Linked DNA regions of Mus musculus: region 2 is linked to region 1. A link is a loop called in an ENCODE intact Hi-C map of the cell type or tissue named here. Cell type or tissue: heart. All regions are shown on one strand.

Region 1 (8,000 bases):
TTGTTTTTTTCTTGATGTTTAAGCTTTTCCTCGAGCCTCAAGAGATCATGTATTTTTCATTTTATTTTTTAAAATAAATCCCCTTTTTAACCAGTCAGTTTCTGTTCTGCCTTATTTCTGCATGCTTCTTGCTCTTGTCCTAATCTTTCATGTTTGTCTTTCATATGCTAGATTCCTCAAGAAAGGCTTCCATTAGTGCCCCAGCATACACTATCTTCCATGAATGCAGCTTGCTCACTGGCCCTCTACAAGTGCAAGGCATGGTTAAATATATCTGAGGGGTGTTAATTACATTTTTTTTTTTTTTGAGACAGGGTTTTACTGTGTAGCCCTGGCTGTCCTGGAACTCACTCTGTAGACCAGGCTGATAATTACATTTTTTACACAGGGATATTCAGAACAGAAAAAGCCCTGTTGTCTAGAGATAAGGAAACCCCAAAATTCAGTTTCAATGTCTTAAATGTCTTCATGGAGACAGAGGTGTAAGAGCTGGTGTAGTTCCCAGCAGTGCAGAGGGAGCTTAGGAACCACCTTGATATAATACTGAATGAAGTTATAGTCCTGACTATCTTAGTTAAAACAGAACAGGCTAAATATAAAACCTATTAAAAAAAAAGCCTCTACAGACTCCTTTATTCAAACTACTCTTAAAATTCTTTAGTTACCTACTGTGGCTTTTTCCTGTTTCTGTTCCTGAGACACAACCTGCCCATCTGACCTCCTCCACTACTCAATCTGAACCGTCCAGATTTTGCCAAACCCCTTTTGCAGCGCAGATCAAGTTCTAATCCTTAAGGACTCCTTTAGGGCTAAACACTCCCAGTCAACATCCTAGTTTGTTTGTTGGAAGTCCTAACTTCTGTACCTTACAAAGGAATCATATTTGGAGCTGAGGTCTTTAAGACACAGCTAATTAAGTTAAAATGTGTCTTAATCCAAAAAAAAAAGAGTGATGTCTCTGAACAAAGACATTAGATCAGAGACAAACATGGAGGGAAGATCCTATGAGGACACACAAGGACGCTATCTGCAAGCCAAGGGAAGAAGTACAGTAGAGACCTGGCCTACCAACACCACTTTCATCTCCAATTTCCAGCTTCTATAACTGTGAAAAAATAAGTTTCTATTATTTAGGTCACTGAGTCTGTATACTAAATTAAAGCAGGCCAACTAAACAAACACAGTCCTAAACTTACTTAAGCTTAGAACAAGTAAGCAAAATACATCATGTAGCACATGTCTATAGTGCCAGTTCTTGACAGACTGAGGCAGGAGGATTATGAGTTCAAGGCCAACATGGGTTGGAGTCTCTTGTCAAAAAGGCAAAAAGCAAATGCCTACTGCCAACAGTAGGCACAACAGTTATCACACAGAGCAGGTACACCAATCAACACATTATGCTTATTCCCTGGCATATGCTAGTTGGCTGTGTGTCCCGCCAGGACTGCAAGCTCTTTAAAGTCCAATATATTACTTTTGGCACTCCTCATGATGCCCAAATTGAGATCTTACACAATACATATGTGATTATTTTTCACTCCCTACTCCAATTTAAATTAAGGAGTAGAAATGAAGCTTTTTGACTGCTTACTCTAAATAAAGCTGGCCACTTTACTGACCTGTTTTAGACTACAGGGGTTTTTCCCCTAAATTATTTCTCTAGAAAAACCCAAACTACAGACTAGCATACAAGACTTCTCTGACTGATATCAACTCACCTCTGTACCAAACCTGGATGGCTGTGGTAGTTTGAATAGGCCTGGCCCCAATAGATTCACATGAGTGAACTCATAGGGAGTTATATTATTAGGAGATATGGCCTTGTTAGAATAGGTGTGGCCTCCTTGGAGTGTGTCACTGTGGATGCAGTGAGGTCTCCTATGCTCTAGCGATGCCCAGTGTGGACACAGTACCCTTCTGCTGACTTCAGATTAAGATGTAGAATTCTCAGCTCCTCCTTCATTACCATGTATGCCTGAATGCTTCCATGCTTCCCACCATGATTATAATAGACTAAACCTCTGAAACAAAAAAACAGCCCCAATTAAATGTTTTCCTTTATAAAAGTTGCCTTGGTCATGGTATTTCTTTACAGCAATAAAATCCAAACTAAGACAGTGGCACTCCTTACCATCTAACCCACAAATCTGCACTTCCAGTTTCTGAAACCCTAACGTGTCTTTTATCTCTCCTTTACTTGGCCACTTTGTACAGAAGGATTCAGAGGGAACTATAAAGCTTTTGTAACTTGCCAACAGCAACACTTCACCGCTCTGCAATGACCCCGTGGTGATCTCAATGCATCAGGTTTATATGTGGCTCCCTCACAACACCCCACATGCTCTCCCAAAAAGCCCTTGTTTTCAGTTGTGAATTCCTAGCATAGGACTTAGCAGGTATCTACCACATAAAGAAAGCTCACTAGACTTGGGGATTGGACTTGTTGATCTTTATCTCTCCAGAGTCTGTAGAACCCAGCATGGGGGCGTTTTCTCAGCCTTTCCTGAGCTTTTGTGACTATATTAACAATTGGACTGACTCCATCTGTATCTCTGCTCAGACTTCTTCAGGCCCCACCCCCTTCCTTCTAAAGAGATCCATCTCAGTGAAGTCACTTGTCCTACATGGCACCTGTGATCCACACTTTCACACCTGTTTGTCTTCAATCATCACCTTCTTAGGTTGGATGATGCCAGCCATATCTCCTCTGGCAGAAAATTATTCTTTCCTTTGCCCTTTGGCCAATCTCTGATACTTGTAAATCCAGCCCTTTAAGCTCTAGTACTGGGACAACTAAAATGGCTTCTCAGTTATCTCCTTGTCTAGAGACCTCTACGCTACTTCTTTTGTTGCTGTTGTCATATCTAATATTCTCCACCACACAATACTGTCAGTTCCTCAAGGGAGAGTTTCTATTAACAATTTCTATTTCCTAAGAATGACACTCCCTATACTTTCAATAAATACTAAATGAAAACACTATGCTGTTAAGTGCATCGGCTGAATTAAAGAGTCATTTTTACGTAAGCCAAATTTCTACTTTAACGTCAATATTTAGGGGTAAGGTTAAGGGTAATGATTAATCACTAGAAGTGGAGGAAGGTTTTCAGTGGAAACACTAACATGGATTAACCTACTTTCAGCCTCTGAAACAAGGTGGGAGGACCATGAAACAAACCCAGGAACTTATGACTCAGGGTCATGCTGATGAACAATCACCAGACTATGCTGTAACACAGATAGATGTCCAAAGATGTAGAAGCGATTGGAGTTCATGCAACACACAAAAAAATGCCAAGCTTCAAAGGGCGGCTCAGTGTCCCCCAACACCACCCCTGTGTCGGGCAACCTTAGGGAGTACCTGTTTAAGGCTCTCTGTACACGTTCTGTAGTGTGCGGTTCTCCAGAACCCAGAGCCTCGGGGGCACATATGTGCATGGTTCTTTGATTACAAGGTGCAGTCTCTGCAGAGGAAGCACTCAAAGGTGCTCCAAATAACCAAGCCAGGGAGATGGGGGAGACCCCGGCCAAGATGTGAGCTGCAGGGAGGTCTTCCGTGCTATGTCCCCGAAAGAGGGTCTTTCTCCTAAGAAAAGCCTTGGGCCCGAGGGTGGGGGTGAGGGGTCCGATAGGGTGTGCATGGGCAAACGAGGTGGCCCCAGAGGTGCTGGCTGCCAGGCTGTCACGTTCCAGCCGCTGCAGGTGTGGGTGCCGCCGCCGCCGCCACCGCCCGCCAGTTTCCCAGCCCCGCGCGAGCGCGCGCCGCCCGCCCGCCCCAGAGAGCGCGCCCTAACCCGCAGCGGCGTCTCAACGGCTATGCTGTGGCCAGCACCCCAGACGCACACCGCGGCTACTCAGGCCGCCCGGGCCAGGGTGAGCAGCTCAGCGGCCTGGAGGCTGAGCATGCGTAGGAGCGAGGGCGAGGCCAAATGCGGGCAGAGAGCATGCGCAGTGCTTGGACACGCTCGACTACGTGGGAGTCTGGGCATGCTCGGTGAGGACCGCGGCCCCGCGCACGCGTAAAAGGGCCCGACGCCCGCAACCCACTGGTGGAGGAAAAAAAGAAGAGAAATCACCTCAGAGTTACGTCAGGAAAGGCCGCGTTTTGCGGAGAGGCCGTAGTCCCCGACCGGGCCCGACGTCCTCCTAGGGCGCGGAGCGTGACGGTTACTCACCGCTCTTCAGCCCTGGGGCAGGCGCCAAGCCCCTTTCCGCTCACACTCGGCTCGCGCAACCCGCAGCCTCCACTGCCGCTGTGATTCCATCCATCTTGAATTTGACGTCATCCCACACCAGGGATGAGGTCATCGCAAGCAGCGCTCGTCACGTGCGTGGCGCTGGGATTGGGTGCCGGGCGGCTGGGGGCGGGCCGAGGGCGGGCCTGCGGGAGCGCGGCCGCGTTGGGTCCGGCGCGTTGGTGCCTCTCCGGTGAGGCGCGGGCACGAGCAGCAGAGCGTAGGGACGCCCCCAGGGTACGCATGTGGTCGCGGAAAGCCCCTGAATGCGGAATGTGGAGCTATCGGGAAAATAGCTCATCTCCATTTCTTCCTCCTGGAGAAAGCGGCAGTGAACAAGTTGGGTTCCCAGGTTCCCCTTATTCGCTCTGTGGCTTTTTCAAACACATATCCAAACCTTACCCTTTTAAAATGGTGTTGAAGCTGGGAAGGGTGGTGCATGCAAGGAATCCCATCATCCAGGACACTGAGGCAGATTTCCCGTTAACTATTCTGAACTACAGAGTGAGGCCCTGGCTCATTTCAAAACAAAAGACAAAGAACGATTAACCTTTTTCCCTGCAACACCAGTTCTCTTTTAGCCTCTTTGCATGAAAATTACAATGCCATTTGTCAGATGACTGTACGCCAAAACCAGGCAGCTGGGTAACAAATGCCAAACTACAAATTCCAGCTGTGAAGAAAGGGTCTCTAGGCCACGGAAGTTTTCTAGAGCCTGGAACATAGCAGCAGACAGTCTCAACAAGTGAAATTTCTGTAACAGACTTTAAAAATGCCTAGATCCGCCGGGCAATGGTGGCGCACGCCTTTAATCCCAGCACTTGGGAGGAAGAGTCAGGCAGATTTCTGAGTTCGAGGGCCAGCCTGGTCTACAGAGTGAGTTCCAGGACTACAGAGAAACCCTGTCTCCAAAAACAAAAACAAAAACAAAACAAAAGCCTAGATCTTAAATTAGGTGTTCTATGTTTCAAGAAGTGTGTGGTTTTCAAGTATGCTTCTGAAGGTGGGTTTTAACTACGTGAATCAAGGTGAAACAGCATTATGAAGTGTGTGAGGGATATGTGGAGAAAGGAATCTTGCAATAGGTAGATCCATTGGGGGGGGGGACAGACTCCAAATGAATAACTCTGAGTATTTAGTTTTTTTTTTCATTTCAAGACTATGCCCTTTAGAATTTCACACTGAAAGTTCTCTTCTGCAATCATTCAAGGGTTTTTTTTTTTTTTGGTTTGTTTATTTGTTTGTTTGTTTTTAATGTATTTGTATTTGAACTGTATGGCAGTTAAGCAAGAAGTGGTCTTGTAAAGAGGGATTTGAGAGGACCACACACCATTGGGCCTCTTTTTTACATGCAGAAAATCAGTATGGAGCTGCAGAGCCTATGGCCCAGAGAGAAGCCAGATTCGTTTGTTTTGTTTTGTTTTGTTTTGTTTTGTTTTGTTTTGTTTAACCACATGGAGTGCAAAGCAACCTCCCTCCAACTGTTTGCCAGCTCAGTTGCTGTATCTGCAGTGCATGCTGCCTGTACTCTGGTGTCTCCATGTTCAAACAAGGTTGCCAGTTCTCTGAATCTGACCTAACTGCCAAATACAACAGAAACCTTTGGATCTTTCATACACCTCTGGCTTATGATATATTATTGGTTCCTTCTTCTAACTCAGTGACAGTGCTGTGCCACTTTGCCCTGGACTTCCTGCCCCTGGTTTGCACCTTCGTGGCTTCCTGTATTATTTCCTTTGCTACCTGCCCATCCACACACTTTTCATTTCTGAGGTCTGTGGTCTTACTTTGCGTTTCTGAGGTCTGTGGTCTTGCTGGTCCTGTTACTCTGTGCTACCTCATCTATGCCAGGGAAGATACTCTGGCAGTACAGTCACTTTAAGTGTGTGTGCCCACACCCATGTGCACACACAAAACTTTCTAACTGCTCTTCCAGCCTCCAGGTTTTACTCCACCCTGGCTTTGCAACCAGGGTGGAGACTTATCTTATTTTAAGATAAGTCTTAAAATGCTACCTTACTCCAGTGTGAACACTAGGTTCTCCATTGTTTTTAGGGGAGAATTGAACTTCATCCTGTGATGACTTAATAGCTTGACCCCCATCTGTGAAAGCAAACCTTGCTTGTTACCCTTCTCAACTCACCTCTGGGCTTCAGGTATGTTGATTCCTCACTGGAGCTACCCTGTATCTTCTACCTTGTCCTGTCATCTGTAATTGCTCTGGGATTCTGTTGCTTCTATGCTCTTCCTGTCACTTCAACTTTATTCTAGGGTTGATGCTACACCTCTGTGCTCATTAGTGCCTTTTGTGGGGTTTGTCTATTGCCACCTGTATGTGCCTTTGAATTTGTCCCCCATAGGCTTCATGCCTGGCTGTGTGTGGAAGACCAACTCTGACAGTGTGGTCATCGATCTAAGGAGGGGATGTGGGGTTGGTGATAATGTAAAGCAGGCGCACACTCACACCTACTTGGTGGATGAAGCAAGCTTCAATGAGCAAACTCTAACAATGTCACACATATACATACATACACACAACATACATACATACATACCAAACATATATTCCTACATTCATACACATTCACGCACATTTGGTAGATGGAGCAAAGCTTTAACAAGCAGGCTCCAACAACTTTATTTTTTCTTTTAGCCTTTTTATACCATCTAAGACAAAGTTATCTGTGTAAGAAAACAATTACCTCATAGCCACAAGTTATGTATTCTCCAAAACCAGTCACCACAAGGACATACTCTTCAAGAACAGATTAAAATCATCACGCAAAGGAAATTACAACAGAATTATTGATTGTGTATTCTTCTTTTGAATCTCATACCTAACTAAACATTTCCCATCTATAATTCATGGTAATCACAAAGCAATAATGCTTTTGTCATTGTTTAACAACGTTTAAGCAAGTTTTTTTCCCTATGCTTAGTTGACGATTTTATTTACCAAGAAACAGATCATCTACCTTACATTTTCTTTTTGAAATCTTGTTCAGCTAAACTGGCTAATCATCTATTCTCTGTTTTTATAGTCACAATAAAATTATTTGCTCTTTATTCATAGCTTTGCCTTTTCATGGTGCACCTGTGACCACATCCCTAGATCATGAAATCCAGGAACTCAAACTGTGCTGGTTTGAATAGGTTTGCCGCCCCCTCTTCCCCGCCCCAGACTCATGTGTTTGAATGCTTGGCCCACTAGCAGTATTAGGAGGTGTGGCCTTGTTGGAGTAGGTATGGCCTTGTTAGAAGTGTGTCACTATAGGGGTGGGCTTTGAGGTTTCCTTTGCTTAAGCTCTATCCTTTGTGGAAGAGATTCTCCTCCTGGCTGCCTGTAGAAGACAGACTCCTTCTGGCTGCCTTCAGATCAAGATATAGAACTTTCAGCTCCTCCTCCAGCACCATTTCTGCCTGCATAGTGCCATACTTCCAGCCATGATGATAATGGACTGTACCTGTGAAACTGTAAGCCAGCCCCAAATAAATGTTTTCCTTTATAAGAGTTGTCTTGATCATAGTGTCTCTTCACAGCGATAAAACCCCAAGACACAGACCTAACCTAGAATGAAATGTTTTCTTTGAGCATTAATTTGTCCCAAGCCTATTTTTCTCTTCCTAGTACAATTACATACATGCAATTGTTGAAAGCTTACTGTATGCCATTTTTAACCTATGCAGCCCTCACTATTCTACAAGATAGGGTCCACATTCTACTCTTACTTCTAACTGTATTAATATATTTAATTAATTCTAACT
Region 2 (8,000 bases), 120 kb after region 1:
TTTTAATCAGATCTTGCTGAAGGATGATCCCCATAACCTCATCTCTACCAGTTTCTAAACTATTTGTAAAATCTATCACACAAAACTGAATTTGCAATGCAATGTTCAGAACTTCTAGAAACCAGATTTTCAGTGTTGAAATCTGTCTTCTGCACATCAAAAGCAATGCTTGTATGTGCACATGGAGCAGTGATATAAATAACACAGCTTCCTATGGCCAGAGCTGCAGAGCCTACTCCCCTCCAGGGAATCCACACTCAGGCAGCTCAGAGGCCAAGGCTCTTTGCCCAGGTCACCACATGTACCAAAAGAAAGACAGTCTGGTTCCCAGTCAATCACTGTCCAATCAGACTGGACTGCGATTGCTTAGCCAATCCGTTCTTCCTGGTGGCTGTCACAATCACAATGGCATGGCTTGGGAGAATATGGAAAGAACCTCCAAGCTACCTCCCAATGCTGCTCCTCCTGATTCCTAGGCTGCCCAGAGGACGGTAGCAGCTCTCCTACTGGAGGATTAGAGATTAAATCACTCAGACAGCACAGGCCTTCCCAGCTCTGCCCTTCTACCCCACCCTATGGGCAGACAGAGCCCTAGTATGGTAAATTTGTACTTTAGTAGAATCTTCTACTCTCACAGGTGTGGAGAGCTCTTGATACCGCTTCTAGGAAAATGGCCAGAATATTTGACACTGGGCCAGGACAAGGAAGTAAGCTAAAAAAAAAAAAAAAAAAAAAAAACCAGCTGAGGAATGTGTTCCTCACAATTTGTCATATCTCGATCATCTTGATAAGACCCTGAATACAGGGAACTTCCTTTACACTTTTTTCCTTCCTTGATGATGATGATGTTTATGCTTTAAAACTAACCCTATTCTTCTATGTGCCCAGGCAGTCAAGGAGGGTCTGGGTCTGTTGGCAGATTTCCCAGCCTGATGAGGCATAGGACGATAAGAGGGGGTACTCCTGAGGTTCAAGGGAGGTACCTTTGGATAAAAACAGATATTCTGTGTATATTTCAGGAAATTGTTTCTGTAAGCTTGTGGCTTTGCTTTGAATGATACTGTGGGGTATAAAAACACTACTAAAAATAAACTCAAGGCTCTGGTTGCTGCTGGCTGCTGCTGCAGCAGTATTAACCAGCAGTCCTCCCAAATCTAACTCTCGTCTTTACATCTTCTTTCTGCCTTTTCTATATTTAATCCTTGCCTTCGGTATCAGAGACTGTCTGACTCATGCTGGGGGGTCCAGTACAAGGAAAGAAAGTAGATTCAAAAATCTCTTTCTCCTCCATCCTTGTTACTCTCCTATCTGGTGTTAGGGAGTGACGAAGGGGTGTGTGGGGGAGACGCGGGGGGGGGGGGGGGGGAGGGGGGAGGTGGAGCTTGGGTGCTGTTGGGGAAGGGGTTAAGGGTAGGGGAAAAGAAGTAACCATGAAGTAGCAAAGACCAGCTACACTGATTAAGGCTAAAAGAGGAGCCAGACTAGAATGGATTTTTCATTCCACATATGCTGACACCCTTTAGTCTCTTTTAGGTTCAGGTTGAGGTTAAGTTTTGAACAACTTAAATACAGACTGGAGGCTGCAATTCTAGCCACTAAGACACATGGGAAATCTACACAGCAAGCATATTCCCAGGATCATTTCTTAAATACACAGTGCCCTAACACAGCAGGTTAGTGACAGTGTCCTGAGTGGAAGGTTCCAGATGATGAAAAAACTGGAAAAGGAAAAGGTAGAAAGTAAAAAAGCTGGGGTGGGGAGGTCTTACACAAGCTATGGCTCATGCTAAGCAAGCTTCTAAAGAATACCATCTTGTACACGATTGACATGAGTGAAAAGGAAGGAGATGGGAGACATCTATGAAGTCAGGAGAAAGATGAAGAAACTATGAAGTCAGCAGAAGCATCATACAATCGGACACACTCAGGAGAAGTCTAATTAAACAGTGCTGCACAAGGGCAACTCAGTGTTTCTCAAAAACATTTCTGACCAAATCTCTCATGGCCTTGGGAATGATAACCACAGCCCCATAGGGTAGGAAGTCTTGTTCTCAGAATCTGATTCAACCTCTCCCAAGCATATTCCTGGTTTTAGAAAAGGCCCTGGTTTTATCTCTATACCCAGGGCCTCAGGGTAAGCTGCCAAGGAGCCAGGTGAGTAGGCCCCAGGCTGTGACTGGCTCTGCCAAGCATGTTCCTGGGTTTTAGAAGGAGCTATATCATGCTCCAGACAGGGGAACCTCAGGGAAATTACAGTTTGATCACGCCAGCACTCAATAATGCAACAGTGTTTTCTTTTCTTTTCTTTTTACCCTTTTCACATGGTTGTCACTAAGTGTCATCTCGCCCATGTGGCATAAGTATGCTTTTTTCAAGCAGAAAACTGAACCTTTATGGCACACTAGGCCTTACTGTAGATTGTGATCCTGTAATGCCCCATTGAGCAGCTGGTTAGAGGCCTGCTCTTTCATATGGAGATGGGCCTAGTGGCTGCTTGTAAATCAAGTTTGTTTTCTTTATTATGGCTTGGAGCCATATTTCTGGGCAATCCTTGTGAACAAGCATGTGTATCCTAGCAACCTAAACTCTAATTGCCCTGGTTAGCACATTACTTATCTGTGAGATGTTTTACATGGAGTCCACCCTCAGATAAATTCTACTTGGAGTGCCTTACTATCTCCTAAGCTTTAGTAAATCCTTTACATCATCAATCCTGCACTTTTACATCACAGCTTGATATTGGATTGCTACCCAGCACATGAGATGTCTTTTACAACCTCCACAAAATTAACTCCAAATGGACTGTCCACCTTAATGTCAAATGCTAAGAACAGAACTTGCAGAAACTAGGACTCTCTGAGTTTGGGATCATGCCAAAGATCGTTCTACACACAGGCCAAATGCAGCCCCCACAGTGAAGTTATTCAGAGGCTACGGCTGGGTCCCGCGAGTGGCTAGGACCTCAGGGGACCTCACACGTGGCCGCCGATTCCCATTCAGTCCTGTGAAAGCCCCACCACACCAGCTCGCGCTGCTGAGACCCCTGCTTCTCCCCATTGTTGGCAGTGACCCTGTGCTCACCATGGCGCAACTTCGGAGCTTGCCTGAGCACAATCCACAGCATCCAGCGGCAGGACAAGGAGCACAGCACACAGGCCCATTCAAGCTGGCTCAGCTACTAAGTGAAACCCGCACCACGGCAACCGGAAAGCCCGCCTTCTCTTCTGACTGGCAGGTCCGCCTAAAGGCTCTGACTGGCCAGTAAGTCTGGAGCACCTCCGTTAGAGTTAAGAGTTAGCTGAAGGTACACAGTGTAGGTTCTCAGTCCAAGCTTCAAGGCCAGGACCCAACCTCTTCCAGATCTACAGGAATTTGCATTTCTGTAGTACTTGTGCCTATCCTCCAATAGCCTACCAATCTGTCCCCCCCGCACAGCGCCAGGGAGACCCCACCAGGAAGGCTGGCGGAGACCTGCCACTGCTCAGCCGCTTGCTCCTCCCCTATGTGGGCAGTGACCCTGTGCTCACGATGTCGCACCTTCGGAGCTTGCCTGAGCACAATCCACAGCATCCAGCGGCAGGACAAGGAGCACAGCACACAGGCTCATTCAAGTCTGCTCAGCAACTAAGTGAAATTCGCGCCAAGGCATCCGGAAAAACCCGCCTTCCCTTCTGACTGGCAAGTCAGCCTAAAGGATCTGATTGGCCAATAAGTCTTGAGTGACTCGAGCACCTCCCTTAAAGGTACATTGCGTAGAGATTCTCAGCCCAATTGAAGATTCTTCAAGTCCAATGCCTGACCTTTTCCAGATCTACAGGGATTTGCATTTCCATAGTACTGGTGCGGGTCCTCCAATAGCCTACTCTTCTGTCTCCCTGCACAGCCCCAGGGAGGCCCCATCAGGAAGGCAGCCGGAGATCTGCCACTACTCAGTGGCTTGCTCCTCCCCTATGTGGGCAGTGACCCTGTGCTCACCAGGTCCTGACTTCAGCCCCAGCTTCCCTAACTCACTAGGCTGTTTGACTTCTCCCTCCTGGAATTAAGGTAGGTAGCTTGCATAGCCCATTACTCAACTTGCAGGGGAGTTAGCAAACTGTCCCACAAGCGGAAAGGTGCCCAGGATATTAACTATTAGAGGGAGATTTGGGGTAACAATAGTTTATAGATATGAATAGGCTTATTAATTTCTGGTTTGTTATGTTCATAGTGTAATTAATTTTGATGCATTTGTGCCGTGGTGCAGCCCCAGCGTGAGGTATTTCTTCTTTCTTTTCGGTTCTTCTTGAGGCAACGGAGAGGTAAGAGCATAGGCGGAGGGTAAGGCTTTGTCTTAACAAAAATTTAGGGTTGCTGTATAATAAAAAGTTTACTTATCTAAGTCTAAGTTACTATGCTGTTGTACCTGACCTGCGTTCTGTGATCCTCTCAGGTCAGAAACTGCAGTTTCTGGCACTCAGCACCTCATCCTAAAACAGCAGATTAAGTAAAGAATTAATTGCTAGACCCTTTCCCCTGTTCTCCAGATGCCACTTGCTTTCGGGATAGGAGGATGTTTGGAGCTATAAACTTCTACTGAGCCAGGAGAAGTAAATAACACTCGCAGAAAGAAAAAACTTTTACATAAGCAAATATGCATAATCTCACATAAATTCATATTCAGCTTCATTCATGCTCACTTATTCATTTTCATTAGAAGCCAGATGGGCCCAGCTTTCATGCATTCTCACAATTACATACTTACACACACACATGCAGACATTCTCACAATTACATAATTACACACACATCCATATTTACATATGCATATGGAGCATAAGACCCAGCATGGTTGCAGAAAGAACTCACACATTCTAGATGAAAACTAAATGCACTCCAATCTGTATTACATAGAGAAAGAAAAGGCTTCTACCTTCTTAATGCTAAATGAATTAAACCCATGTTTGTAAGAAAAAATCTTTGTTTCTTTTAATAAGACTAAACCTGCCTTGTCCTTACCATGGGATCTGCTCTGTCCCACGGTAAGGAGAAGCCTGCTTGCTCCTTCTGCTCTCAGCATCATCTACTTTTTTCTTCTTTCCCTCTGCATTCTACACATTGCTCTCTTAGTAGTTTATGTTACCTATAATTTCCAAGCTACTCCACTCTGCATTCTCCTTCAAAAATCATCTCCTCAGCTCAGTTCTCTCACCTCCATTCCTCTCACCCCCAGCCCCCAGTTTTGTCTCTTCTCTTTGTCCTCAGCCCTTAAACATCATTCATAATACATGACCACATGTTAAAATTTTCATCAAAAGTTCACCAGAAAATCAAATCATAAATTGAAATAGAATGTTACAACAGAGGATGTTTACATGAATATCCATTAGGAGTGATTATCAAGCTAAACATCCATCACTTGTCTCAGCTCCACGGGTTCACAGAAGGCTTAAAACCATAACTAAGTTATAAGTGAAGTTTTGTATAGATAAATCCAGTCAATATTTTATCTTCTGTCCTAGCACCTATAATAAATTGTTAGTTCCCTTTTATGGCCTTTGGTTAATTGTTTTACAACCTCTTAGAATGTGCTCTGAATAGAAGAAAGTCTGGTTACTAGCTAAGAGTTGTTAACTGGTGAAACTTGAGAGACTGGGAGAGTTCTCATTGCAGCTTTGACTATCAGGAAAGGGCCTAATAGCAGTCCCATTATAAAAAAGCTTAATGATCACAGATACAATTTTAGGAATTCTTATAGGATCCTCATTAAGTATTATGTCATCCATTAGTCTATATAGCATCACTACAAGATAGTACATCTTCGTGGATCTGCAGAGATCTGCTCCAAAGGGATGTGCTTATACTTAGTGGTAGTTATGTATGTTCAATAACAACAGGAAAAGCATATTAATAGCAGGAATCTTTCCTAAAATGAGTCCCTCACAGCCTTGCTCAATGAGGGCTCACCTGTAGAAGACTATATAATAATCTGAGGCAGGCCACTTCAGGATGATCACCTGCTAGTTATTAGCTTGTCCCATTATGGCTCCTGACACAGTGGGGACTGAGGTTGTGTAGGAGGTCCAGGACATGGACAAAGCTGTCCAGATAAGATCCCCTTATCTATACACTCTACAGCACTGCACACACGTGCTAACACATCTTTGCTCTCAACAAAAATATACTGTTTTTTAAAATGAAATTACCTTTAACCTTTCTTTTTCATTAGAGATATGAGGTAGTCATCTTTCCTTGGGACAAACATCATTTTCATGTTTTCTAAGAACTATACAAATTTTCACTTTGAAATCTTAAGTGATTTACTTAAGAGAGCATGTTCTGTGATCCGCTGTGTTCACACTGTGCTTCCTTCCATGTCTCGGCAGCAGGTTGCTCTGAGTGTAGGAACTTATGCCATATTTTTCTTTAATTTTATTCTTTATATATTTTATGAAGATGAGAAGGTGTAATGTTTCATGTTTGGAATGCTTATTTGCAAAAGGACTCTGTTCTTACATATTAAGTGGTATGGATAAAGAAGAAGGAGCAACTACTTAATGTTTATCAATTAAGTGTCTTAATATATACTCGGCTACTCACACTCTCATTAGTTATAGATAAGAAATGAAGAGATTTTAGTTTTGTCTAGAGTAGAAGAATGTGAACCAACATAATTAACTTAGTATTGGTTGCAGTGCTGATAACAGCCATCATGTATTTTTTAAATTTCACAAAAAAGAGAATTATATGACTTTTACTATTATAAAGGATGCCTCATGTAAAAGAAATTACCTTATTCTACCTAAAATTTTGAGCCCTAGCAGTACATTTAAGCTCTTTTTTTCTGTTTGTCAGTAAATAGCTAGTAGGCAAGCCTAAGTTATTGAGAACCTAAATCATTAAACACCATCAAACAGAAAAAAAAATGCTTAATTATACTTCACATTATACATTGGGCAGTTTATAGTTATATGGTAAGATGTATAGTGATATTAATAAATCATCAATTATAAGCATGATTCTGCTTCTTCTAAAAGAAGAAACGAACAACAGTAAGCTTTGGGACAATGATTGAGGGAAAAGGCCATTGAACACGACCACATAGACAGCTGTAAATTAGATGACCATGGAGACAGAAATGGAAAGAAAACAGCTTAAGAAAAAGCTCAGGGTAGGAACAAATCACTTTTAAAGGTTTAAAAGGAAGAGAAACAAACACGATCTTTTTTAAGGGATACCAATTGGCAGGCACAACAAAGTCTAAATTGTACTTCAGATTATACCCCACGACAGTATCCTGCATACATGTAGGCTATCTGCACTGAGTTACATTATAACGTGATCTAATGTCCACATGAGATAGTGACCTTTACTGGTTTTCCATAGTACAATAAAATAAGTAAAATGCTATTGTATAAATACTAATGTCATTAAATGAATCTGTGTTCTCCAGAAAGAGACACACATTAAAGACAGAACTTAGCTCAGGTCAGTGCTTTGAAAGAGGGTTGGAGCCCTTCCCTGTCAGTGGCTCAATGCAGCTCACCACCTCCTATTTATTAACATGTAAAAAGGAGCAGAAAAGACAATGTTCAGCAAGATTAAGCAAATGGTGAAGGATATTTTCAGTTTGTAATATGAAATTTAGGTACCCAGAACCCTCAAAAGACACAACCTCATAGATAGGTAAGGATTACATGGTCTTGCGAAAAAGCCCATGAATTCAAGAAGATAAAAATCTGTAAATACGGGACTGGAGAGATGGCTTAGCAGTTAAGAGTACCTACTGCTCTTCCAGAAGTCCTGAGTTCAATTTGAGCAACCACATGGTGGTTCAAAACCATCTGTAATGGGACCTGATGCCCTCTTCTGGTGTGTGTCTGAAGACAGCTTCAGTGTACTCATATAAATAAAATAAATAAATAAATAAATGATATTAAAAATAAAAAATTGTAAACACAATTTGTACTTAAAAATGCAAGCTTAAAACTTTATATGCCCCAGTACAGGGGAACACCAGGGCC

What was found. Peaks named below come from ENCODE experiments on the same cell type or tissue, not always from the same donor. Only the 100,000 strongest peaks of a DNase experiment are listed, where the experiment ranks them.
Region 2: a loop joins it to region 1, with 3 times the contacts of the local background. A loop is called at or near these places in 4 of 42 quality-filtered maps.

What each region holds. Positions count from the first base shown.
Region 1 is chr16:97,958,338-97,966,337 of GRCm38, forward strand. Zbtb21 (zinc finger and BTB domain containing 21) reads right to left here and starts at 4,285. Exons shown (of 3, transcript NM_175428.4): 1 at 4,077-4,285. In heart, a CTCF peak has its summit at 4,429; DNase peaks (open chromatin) are centred at 3,954 and 4,344; H3K4me3 peaks cover 2,372 bases; H3K27ac peaks cover 1,971 bases.
Region 2 is chr16:98,078,809-98,086,808 of GRCm38, forward strand. A630089N07Rik (RIKEN cDNA A630089N07 gene) reads right to left here and starts at 3,631. Exons shown (of 5, transcript NR_015491.1): 1 at 3,538-3,631. In heart, no CTCF peak of the experiment used is centred here; DNase peaks (open chromatin) are centred at 3,223 and 3,713; H3K4me3 peaks cover 2,287 bases; H3K27ac peaks cover 1,475 bases.